Regions from separate parts of the Homo sapiens genome. Here region 2 is linked to region 1. Evidence: chromatin contacts called from ENCODE Hi-C or POLR2A ChIA-PET data. All regions are on one chromosome and are shown on one strand. The core of a region is the stretch at or near the end of the contact, and the rest is flanking DNA. Distances in the headings are between cores, read along the strand shown.

Region 1 (5,314 bases), core at 2,621-5,120:
CTCATTAAAAACACATGACTTAGTTGCTGACACCTGGGGCAAAGAAATACAAATTGGGGCAAACAACAGATAGCAAAAAAACCTAAAAGGAAAGGCTAGGGAGTTACATACTTTTCCATATAAGGACTTTGAAAAGTTCCCATGTAATCCTGGGATTCTAGAAGCCCATATACATGCTAAAGGTAGGGCATATGCTCAGAATAGACCTGAGATGGCACTGAGCTCTCACTTCTGCCTGACTTTCAGGCTCTGCACAAGCAGGAAGTGAAGGCTAAGGCAGAGTTGGGAATTGTATGGCTGAGGGTTGAAGGCATAACCTAATACACACAGCACACTGGCTCTCTGATTCTTTTTTCTGTTTTTGTTCCAGATGTTTGAGGGAATCTTTGTCAAATTGCTAAGCTAACCAAACATAAGCTTCCATGGACATACATGACAAAGAAGGCAGAACTTAACAAAATTAGTTTCTAAAAGTCACTAAACAAAGAAACAGCAACCACAATAAGCAGGTGCAACAAGTCCTGAGAATCAGAAAGAATCTGACTACCCGAGTTATCACATTACAATATTCAAAACCCAGTTTCAAAAAAAAAATTACAAGGCATGCAAGAAAGTATGACCCACGCACAGGAAAAAAAGAAAAGATATGAATAGAAACTGTCTCTGAGGAAGCTATTGAACTTACTAGGCAAAGATTTTAAATTGACTATTTTAAATATGTTGAAATGCTTTAAGAAAAAAATATACAAGCAACTAAAGGAAATCATGAGAATGATGTCTCACAAAATAGAGAATATCAATAAACACGCAGAAATTATAAAAAGAAACCATAAAGAAATTCTGGAGTTGAAAAGTACCATAAGCAAACTTCAGTGTTCAATAGCAGATTTAAAGAGACAGAAGAAAGAATCAGCAAACTTGAAGATAGGTCAATCGAGATTACCCAATCTGAAGAACAAAAATTAAAACATGAAGAAAAATAAACAGAACCAAAGAGGCCTGTGGAACACCATCAAGCACACCAACGTGATGTTCCACAAAGAGAGGAGAGAGAAAAAGGGCAAAAGAATATTTGAAGCAATAATGGCCAAGCATGAATCTACACATTCAACAAACTCAACAAACTCCAAGCATGATAAATTCACACAAGTCCAAAACAAGATACATTATAATGTAACTGTCGAAATACAAAAAGAGAATCCTGGAAGCAGCAAGAGAAAACAGCCTTGTCACAAGGTATACACAGTAAGATTAACAGTTAATTTCTCATCAGAAGCCACGGAGGCCAGAAGGCAATAGGATGACATGCAAAGTGCTGAAAGAAAACAAACTGTCCATTAAGAATTTTATATTCAGCAAACTATCCTTCAAAATTGAAGAAGAAATTAAGGCATTCCAAGATAGACAAAAACTCAAGAGGGTTTGTCACTAGTAAACCTGCCCTACAAAAAATCCTTCAGGTTGAAATGAAAAAATACTAGACAATAATTCAATATGCACGAAGAAATAAAGAACACTGTTAAGTACATATTATAAGTACACTACATAAGTACATATAAAAGTCAGTATTAAAGTATATTTGACTATTAACTCCTTTTTTCTGTAAGATTTAAAACATAACCACATAAAAGTTACAAATCTATGTCAATGGGAACACATCGTATAAAGATGTAACTTAATAAAGCACATATGCAGAGGAGAACTGTAAATCTGCAGCAGAATGAGAGATTGCATTCCCAAAGCATTGAATGGTGGATGGTCCCCTGGAGAATACTTCTCTTTTTGCTGTATCCTCTCCACATCACTTCTCTATTATCTTCATGGCCTTTACAGGTATGTGAGTTTGCAACTCCCTTGTTCAAAACTGCTGCCAGATTAGCACACTTCTGCTTAGAAGCCTCAGATGGCTCTCCACTTCCAGCAAAAAAAAATTCAAGCTTTATGGCCTGGCATCAAAGACCTGGAAGATGTGTTTCTTTTCCATCTTTTTGTCCTCATCTCTAATAATTCCATGTGATATATTCTATCTTCAAGGTAAATTGAACCACTGACTGTTCCTATTTCCATTCTTCCCATGCCATATCCCACCTGGCTTAAGCTTTTCTGAAGCTTTTCCGGCTCTGGATGGAATGATCTTCCCCTGCCCTGAAAGTGCACAGTCCATCCATCCCTATCCCTAGTCCTTATGCCCTTTATCCATCCCCTACCCAGAAGCCATCTCTCCGTCTTCTGGACTCCTGTACCACTTTAGCTGAACTTCTGTGATTGTACGTATTACTGTCTATTTTGTATTTACCTATGGTGGACATTTCTTATCTCTCCTTTTTAAACTATTATAGAGCCATCTCTACAGTTTGGAAAGGTCACCTGATTGGGAATCTAAGGAACTGTGCTACAGGCAGCCTTGGGGAGACTATTATGTTTTCTATGTTTTAGTTTCATCATGAATGAAATGGAACCAACATCTGCTTCATGAGATTCTTATGAGGATGTAATGATGTCATTTGTAATCTGTAAAGCACTGTGCACATGTGAAATAACATTTTAGCCTTGGGGTCAGAGTCCATGTTTTAGTCAACTTTGTATGTCTAACAAATTACTCAAGACATAGTAGGCGAGGTGCTCAATACACTTTTGTAAAATGAATGAACATGCTAACTCCTTGGTGAGATGAAGCTGAATCATTTAAACCAATCTACACGCATTTTCATTAATAATCTTACAGTCCTACCTACAGTCTCTCCCAGAGGTAAATAATGAAAGAACTTTTTAATAACTGCAATTAAATGACCCACCTTGAGTTTTAACACAATCAATGGCTTATTTTATTACTAACATGACTTTTTTGATATCCCTGAGGTAAAAATTCTCTGTACTCAGGGCTATTTTTTCACAATTCACACAATTTGACAACCAAATTGTCAAAAGTAAGAGAAAAAGAGGTGACTCCATTTAGTAAAGCAAAACAATACCCTGCTTTTATTTTTAAAATATTTTTAATATAAAAGGATTGTTTGAGTGAGTAAAACTGATAATTTTATAGTAAAATAAATCAATGCTCACCATGGTTTCACTCAGCTACAAATGTCAGGCAACCTAAAGAGAGAAATGAGTTCTCAGGTTTTTTTTCTAGGAAAACAATTGTTGCTTTCCTGAAGACATTTTTCAGTACCAAAATATTCAACCGGAACATGGGAACTCTCCAAGACAGTGTTAAGGGTTGGAGGAAGAAAATGACTGCCATCCTCATATCTACTTGCAATGGGGTGTCCCTTTTTCAGAGATTTATATTCCAGAATACCAACAAATACAAATTCACCAAATTGAATAATAATTTTGTTTTTTTAAGAAACAATTATTAGATTGCTTTTAAAAAGATTAGAAATTCGGATTGGGTAGAAGAACACTGGGAGTAGATGCAATTAAATAAGTAACATTAAAGAAAAGTAAACATAATTTATTTTCAGAATTTTACACCTACACTACATAAACTATGATTTACGTATAAAAAATTAAGTAAGTAAAAGCAAAAGTACAGAACTGTGGGTCAACTATAATTACAATTATTATAAGATACAGTGACGTATGAAGAAAAGAACATGGATTATGGAATTAAAGATGAGTTTCTCATCCTTTTGAAATGTTCTTTCATGGTATTACCTTTATAATAACTAAAACTCAAAGAAGAAAAAGAGCCGAGAGTATCTTTTTGCTAAAATCAGAAAAAATCAAAACAATATTTCATCATATGTGAAAATTATATGGAATCCAAATTTTGGCATGCACAGAGCTTTACTGGAACACAGCCACGCTCATGCGATTTCCATAATGTCCCTGGCTGCTTTTGTGCCACGGCAGCAGAGCTGAGTAGTGGTGACAGAGACCATATGGCCCCACAGTCGAAAGCATACACTATCTAGCCCTCTGTGGAAAAAGTTTGCCAACTCCTGATCTAAAGTTCAGTGCCCAGGAAGGTACACAATGTTTCTGTCTACATTTGTGGCTGAACAAGTCTAAAAATTGAGTGGAAATATTTAGTACTTAAGCATAAAAATGATTTCATCTTCTATTTTGGTGTTTTTCACACTGAGTTCTGCGGAGTCCTACGGGTCAGGGTGACGTCTCTGTGTGAACTGTGTGGCCAAGGTTCTGAGATTCTTCTCCCTCCTCCCAAAAAGAGTCATTCTGCTTTTATCCTTGCAGATTGGGATACCACCTGCAATTTTATTTTAAAAACATTTTTCTTTTTCTTTTTCTTTTTCTTTTTTTTTTTTTTTTGAGATGGAGTCTCGCTCTGTCTCTCAGGGTGGAGTACGGTGGCGCGATCTTGGCTCGCTGCAACCTCTGCCTCCTGGGTTCAAGCAATTCTCTGCCTCAGTCTCCCGAGTAGCTGGGATTACAGGCACCTGCCACCATGCTTGGCTGATTTTTGTATTTTTTAGTAGAGATGGGGTTTCGCCATCTTGGCTAGGCTGGTCTTGAACTCCTGACCTTGTGATCCACCCGCCTTGGCCTCCCAAAGTGCTGGGATCACAGGCGTGAGCCACCACACCCGGCCTGAATAACATTTTTATTTCAAAAAAAAAAAAAAAGAATTTAAAACTCACTGTGACCTATTTTATCTATGAGAGATGACTGCAGTGTCAAGCAAGTTTCAAAGGCCATATATGAAAAGGAACCATTATGAACCTAAAACCACACAAAACCGGACTGAAAACCAATCAGCCCTATTTGCTGAGCACTATGTCGTGAAATGAAACATAGGCAGCCAACATGGTGTATGAGGACTTCAGTTTTCTCACAGAGCACTTTCCTCCACCACAGCTTAACCCCATGTGCACACGGCCCTGCTGTATACTTTATTAAATATATAAAATTACAGAGCAATTTGATTCACATTCCTGTATTATTGCCACACATCCATTTTCCTGGGGTTAGCGAAATCAAAAACTAAAGAAACTACAAACAGGGTGGCAGAGTACCTATAATTTATTTTTATAACTAATGAGCCATTAACAGGTACTTGAGGAGGTAATTAAAGGGAAATTGATAGGAGCTGACTGTGAGGCTTGAAGTTTTCATGTTTGCTTTTTTAGTAAAGCAATAGTCTTCTATACTCCATTCAAAGCATCTGAAAAATGAGTTTAGCCACGTCGTATGGAACTAGTAAACTGATATAGACTAGGTTCCATCTAAAAAAGCAGATCTAAGACATTCCTACAAAGACTGAGTTTTGCTGAATGCCTGGGGCAGCCAGTAAGAAGACTGGTCTCTTCAACACTCAAATCTGGAAAGGTGGTAAGAGCTACTAGGG
Region 2 (4,941 bases), core at 1,541-4,040, 33 kb before region 1:
TCCTCCAGAGTGAGGCCAGCATAGAGCCACCGTGTGCTTCTGTTTTTGCTCCGTGAGGACACTGCACAAATATGTCCATGCTTGATGTATGGGCCGAGAGCAGAAAGGCGTACAAGGGATGTGTGTAGGGCTCATGGAGGTGAAGAAGGATGAGATGGTGAGAGAGAGGGTGGCAGTGAGCCCGGGGACATGCCTTCGCGAGGCTGGCCTGAGGCTGCCTGGGGTCTCTACACATAATTCTCACCAACTCCTTCACCCCATACACACGTCTAATCTTCAAACACTAAAATAATAACAAACACAGATAATTTGGGAGAGATTTATGGCTCTTGATCTTTTACAGAAACAGGCTGTGGGCACATGAAATTGATCTGTAAGTGCCAAGTCCTTTCATTACTGTGGCTGTTCTTTTTTAATAACAGACACCATTGTGCAGATTTCAAAATAGTTTAGACCTAAAAAAAAAAAAAAACTATCCATGAGTAAAGAACAATTCTAGAGAGCAGAGCTTTCACTGTAAATCTTTAGGGAAAAGAAAAAGAAAACAAAATAGAAAAACTCAGCTCACCCCTTACGGGCCATCCTTTGTGCTCCTAATCTCAATACAAAGGTTAGGATTAAAAGCATTGGCATTAAAATAGCCTGCAGTTTCTGCTTTGAAGTCTAATGATGACAATAGCTAAAATCTTTGACAACTTTTGAGAAGGCAGAGTCCTTCAAAGTCCTTTGAAATGTTAAATACTAAATTGAAGAGGTCGTTATACAGAAAATTTTTTCATTAAAGGTGCACAATGAACATGCTTTTTAGATTCACACTCATTTGGTTTTCTTTCAACACCAAGATTGCATGTATGTTCTCAATTTGCTATTGTCTGTAATTCTAATTCCAAATCAAAATCAGGACCCAACTTGCTGGATTAAACCCAGAAAACGACTGTTAAAACAGAATAATTGGTCCTTATGAAGTGACAAATATTTCTTATTTTGTAGCTGCTTTTCCGTGGCCAAAACCACCAATGAAAGCTTAAGTAATAGCTGTTTCAAAAAACACCAAAAAACAAAACATAATGAATAAACTTGGAGCAGCATTACAAGGCCTGCATTTTAGTTTTTCTTATTCCTGGGAATTCTACAAATGGCACCTTTACCAGGCAGGTTCACTGAATCTAAAAATGTCTCCAGCAAGGGCAGGCCATGGCAGAGTTGTATAAATGAAGCTTGCACTGGACAAGCTCTTCTTAGATCTCCTGGGTGCAAATCACAGCTCTTTCCTCTCCTAGCAAGCAAGTGGCCTTGGATGGTTCCTCAAGCTTTCTGCAACTCAGTTTCCAGGTCTAAAAACTTCAAGTGATAATTCTTACCTCAAGATACTGTTGTCAGGGCTTAATAGGATAAATTATGTGAAAGTGTGGCATAAGCCAGGTACTGTGGCTCACACCTGTAATCCCAGCACTTTGGGAGGCCGAGGAAGGCAGATTACTTGGGGTCAAGAGTTCAAGACCAGCCTGGCCAACAGGGTGAGACCCCGTCTCTACTAAAAGTAAAAAGAAAAAAAAAATTAGTCAGGTGTGGTGGCAGGCACCTGTAGTCCCAGCTACTTGGGAGGCTGAGGCACGAGAATCACTTGAGCTCAGGAGGTAGAGGTTGCAGTAAGCCAAGATCGCCCCACTGTACTCCAGCCTGGGAGACAGAGCGAGATTCCTTCTCAAAAACACAGCAGCAGCAGCAGCAGCAGCGGAAGTGCGGCATGAGGCAGGTGCTTAAAATTCTTAATAAAGTTAATAACGCTTTATCCTCAACCAGAAACTCAAAGCTTCCATGCGTCCCACTCCACTGTGCAGAGCACGCATACAGAGCATGCAAAACGGCTCTGCAACAAAGTTACAGACCCTATTTTCTCCCTTGGTCAAAAGTAATCTCTATATGCTCTGATCCATTGATTCTTTTGGTCAGTGAATTAACCTGAAAACCAGATTCATGCTAACATACTGGCTGGTGTTCATGTTTCCCCTACTCCAAAACATTTTAGCATCATCTTTCTGGAAATGTTTGGGATCTGGTTAAAATGCAGATCCTGTAGGTCTGTGTGCGGACCCGAGATTCTTCATTTCTCTTGAGCTCAAAGGAGATGCTGACGTGCTGGTCCCCAGACCATACGCTTTGAGTAGCAGGACTTTAGTTCAGGGGATAGCAAGAATCAGAGACTCACAGAACTTAGAGCTAAAAGAGATTGTTTTTATCCCAAAGATGGAAGACTCAGCAAATTCTGCCCACATATAATTTTTTTAGTTTTGGTCCTCATCATATTTTTTGAAATTGGGTAAGTTTTACAGATTTATAGCATTAAAAAAACCCAAAAAACACAGTCTCATAGTATGGGCCTTTTTTCCTGAAGCCGAGTGGTGGCCCTATAGAGGGGCCACACATTCTCCAAGACCCTCCCCAACACAAAGACTGAACGGCACGGCCATGTTCCAGGATGCAGGAACTACTGTCAACCGTTCTCAGTCTAGAAAACGCTTCTCCATTCGCACTCACAATGGAACTCACAGGGCTTTGTGCACGTTTCAAGAAACGTCAGAATAGAATGCCCGCTTGGCCCACTTCACTGGTTTACATGACCTTCCTGGCAACCCCACTCGCTCTGCAGACAAGAAAGTGGGAGGCGCAGCCGTGAACGACTTGGCTCAGGCCACAGGGCTGGGCAGCAGAGAGGAGGGGAGGTGCTGGGTCCCCTACGGGACAATGAGAACTACTGACAGCTCAGCAGGCACCCTGAGCGGCTGCCTCCATACAGGTGGGGCCTCAGCACCTTTCAAACCACTGGCGCTGGCAACCTCTCCTTGCCATCCCGGCTCAACATGACTAACTACTTTCACTTTTAAAAACCTCCTTTCTGGTGCAGTTCCATGTCTGGTTATTAATACCATAAACAAGGAATACCAAGAAGCCTATCCGTCATCCACTTACGTCATCCACTTATCTGACCTCCTGGTCAGAGCCAACCAGGAGGCTGAGCCAAAGCTGGCATCTCCCCCAAAGGAAAGGAGCCCAGGCCTCCCGGGCCTGCTGCACACTCTCTGGAAAGCCATTACGCACAGCCTTTGCAGTCTGGGAGGCTGCCAAGAGCTTGGGACCTGGCCAAGTCAGGGGTAATGCATCAGACCGCCTGGGAGTCGCCCCTTGAAGTTCAAATTGTAGACAGTCTCTGTCAGAGAACTGTGTGGGCCAGACACAGGGTTCAGGTGTCTGCAAGACGCAGAGCTTGGGTCATCAAGAGATCTGCACCTCTTGGAGAACTCATGGGGATCAAGGTGAACATAGGCAACATGCACCTGCAACAATTCTAGCTGATATGGGGCCTCTGGTCAACAGTATCTAAAGTATTCATGTGGCCAGGTGCAGTGGCTCACACCTGTAATCCCAGCATTTTGGGAGGCTGAGGCAGGAGGATCACTCCTCCCTGGATGGACCTGAGCAACATAGTAAGACCCCATCTTTACAAATAAATTTTTAAAAAATTAGCCCAGCGTGGTGGCATGTATCTGTGGTCACAGCTGCTCGGGAAGCTGAGATGGGAGGATCGCTTGAGCCTGGGCGGTCAAGGCTGCAGTGGGCCACCATCATGGCACTTGACTCCTGCCTGTCTCCAATAATAGCAACAACAATAATGATAAAAGTACTCATGTGAGACTAAAACGAGCGGAGCTCATCCTCTCAAGACCCAGGTTTTAAGTATACCCTCCTCTTCCATCCTTCTTTGACAAAACACAGGCTGCCACTCAATTTTCTTAGAGGGCTTTGCAAAGGAGACACCAGCTACTGCTGCATGAAAGGAGGAGGCTGCAAAGCCCGCTCCACCAGGCCTCGGGCTCCCACACAGTGAGAGGGAGCCCTCCAGGGAACACAGTCCCGACTATCACAGGCTCCTCCATAAAATGGGAGGCTTCGCCTGGGGCAAACACAGACTCTCCCTAGAAAAGCCACTGGCCTCTGCGGAAGTGCTATCAATAAGGAACAGAAAACAAAACCACAATTGCCTCCTTCCCCTGCCCCATCTTCTAAAACCCCAGCCAAGGTATTCACCACCACCTACCATGAAAGCCTTGAGGAAGCGGAGGGAAGGGAGAGAAAGAAGGACTTTCCTTATTTTAAGAGAATAAAGACAAGAAGAGAAATTTAGAACTCAGTTTCTCCACAGTCCCCATCACCCTGTAATAATATGGGCATTGTTGGTGACTACTTGAGACAAATGTTGGTCAGGGAAAGAGGCAGCCCAGGGCCACTAAGTCTGCAGACAGTGGAAGGACAGGAGCTCTTGAGATGTATGTGACTCTGTTCTTGAGAAATCACAGAAACCAAAGCTATCCCACAACATGTAAACTTAATTCACACTGCAAAATTCTAAGTTTTATATATATATATATATATATATATATATATATATATATATTTTTTTTTTTTTTTTTTTTTTTTTTTTTTGAGGCGGAGTCTCGCCATCGCCCAGGCTGGAGTGCAGTGGCATGATCTTGGCTCACTGCAAGCTCCGCCTCCTGGGTTCACGCCATTCTCCTGCCTCAGCCTCCCGCGTAGCTGGGACTACAGGCGCCTGCCAGCTCGCCCGGCTAATTTTTTGTATTTTTACTAGAGACGGGGTTTCACCGTGTTAGCCAGGATGGTCTCGATCTCCTGACCTCGTGATCCGCCCGCCTCGGCCTCCCAAAGTGTTGGGATTACAGGCGTGAGCCACCGCGCCCGGCCAATATATATATATAGTCTCTGCATATATAAGTGCCCTGTTCTACAGATCAAGAACAAAAATGCTATTAGAAAGAGTTCTGTATAATTGCTTAGAATAATAAGTACATTTTAAAATACACAACAAAGGTAAAAGCTCATTAATAATCTTCAGTCCTCCTGAGACTCTGAGCTTTCCAGGAG

What was found. A loop is a pair of places that touch in the nucleus more often than their neighbours do. ChIA-PET counts read pairs that join two places held with the same protein, here RNA polymerase II (POLR2A). Pooled maps may share reads with other maps.
Region 2: a loop to region 1 is called in a map of ascending aorta, with 8 times the contacts of the local background. The contact joins two enhancer-like sites. A Hi-C loop is called at or near these places in 9 of 168 maps with a recorded cell type or tissue (aorta, ascending aorta, cardiac septum and 4 more) and 12 of 50 pooled maps. POLR2A ChIA-PET finds 5 or more read pairs at or near these places in 3 of 52 experiments (H1, HCT116 and MCF 10A).

The regions. Positions count from the first base shown.
Region 1 is chr4:183,842,112-183,847,425 of GRCh38, reverse strand. It overlaps a transcript of STOX2 not described here. Among named protein-coding and RNA genes, the nearest start is that of STOX2, 61 kb to the left of the region's middle. Within about 2 kb of position 3,870, at least 3 of the 41 ENCODE cell types and tissues checked have a DNase peak (open chromatin) inside an H3K27ac peak, as active enhancers do; they include ascending aorta and heart right ventricle, where a contact is called at or near this core.
Region 2 is chr4:183,874,465-183,879,405 of GRCh38, reverse strand. It overlaps a transcript of STOX2 not described here. Among named protein-coding and RNA genes, the nearest start is that of STOX2, 28 kb to the left of the region's middle. RefSeq lists an enhancer at 283-1,035. Within about 2 kb of position 2,790, at least 23 of the 41 ENCODE cell types and tissues checked have a DNase peak (open chromatin) inside an H3K27ac peak, as active enhancers do; they include ascending aorta and heart right ventricle, where a contact is called at or near this core.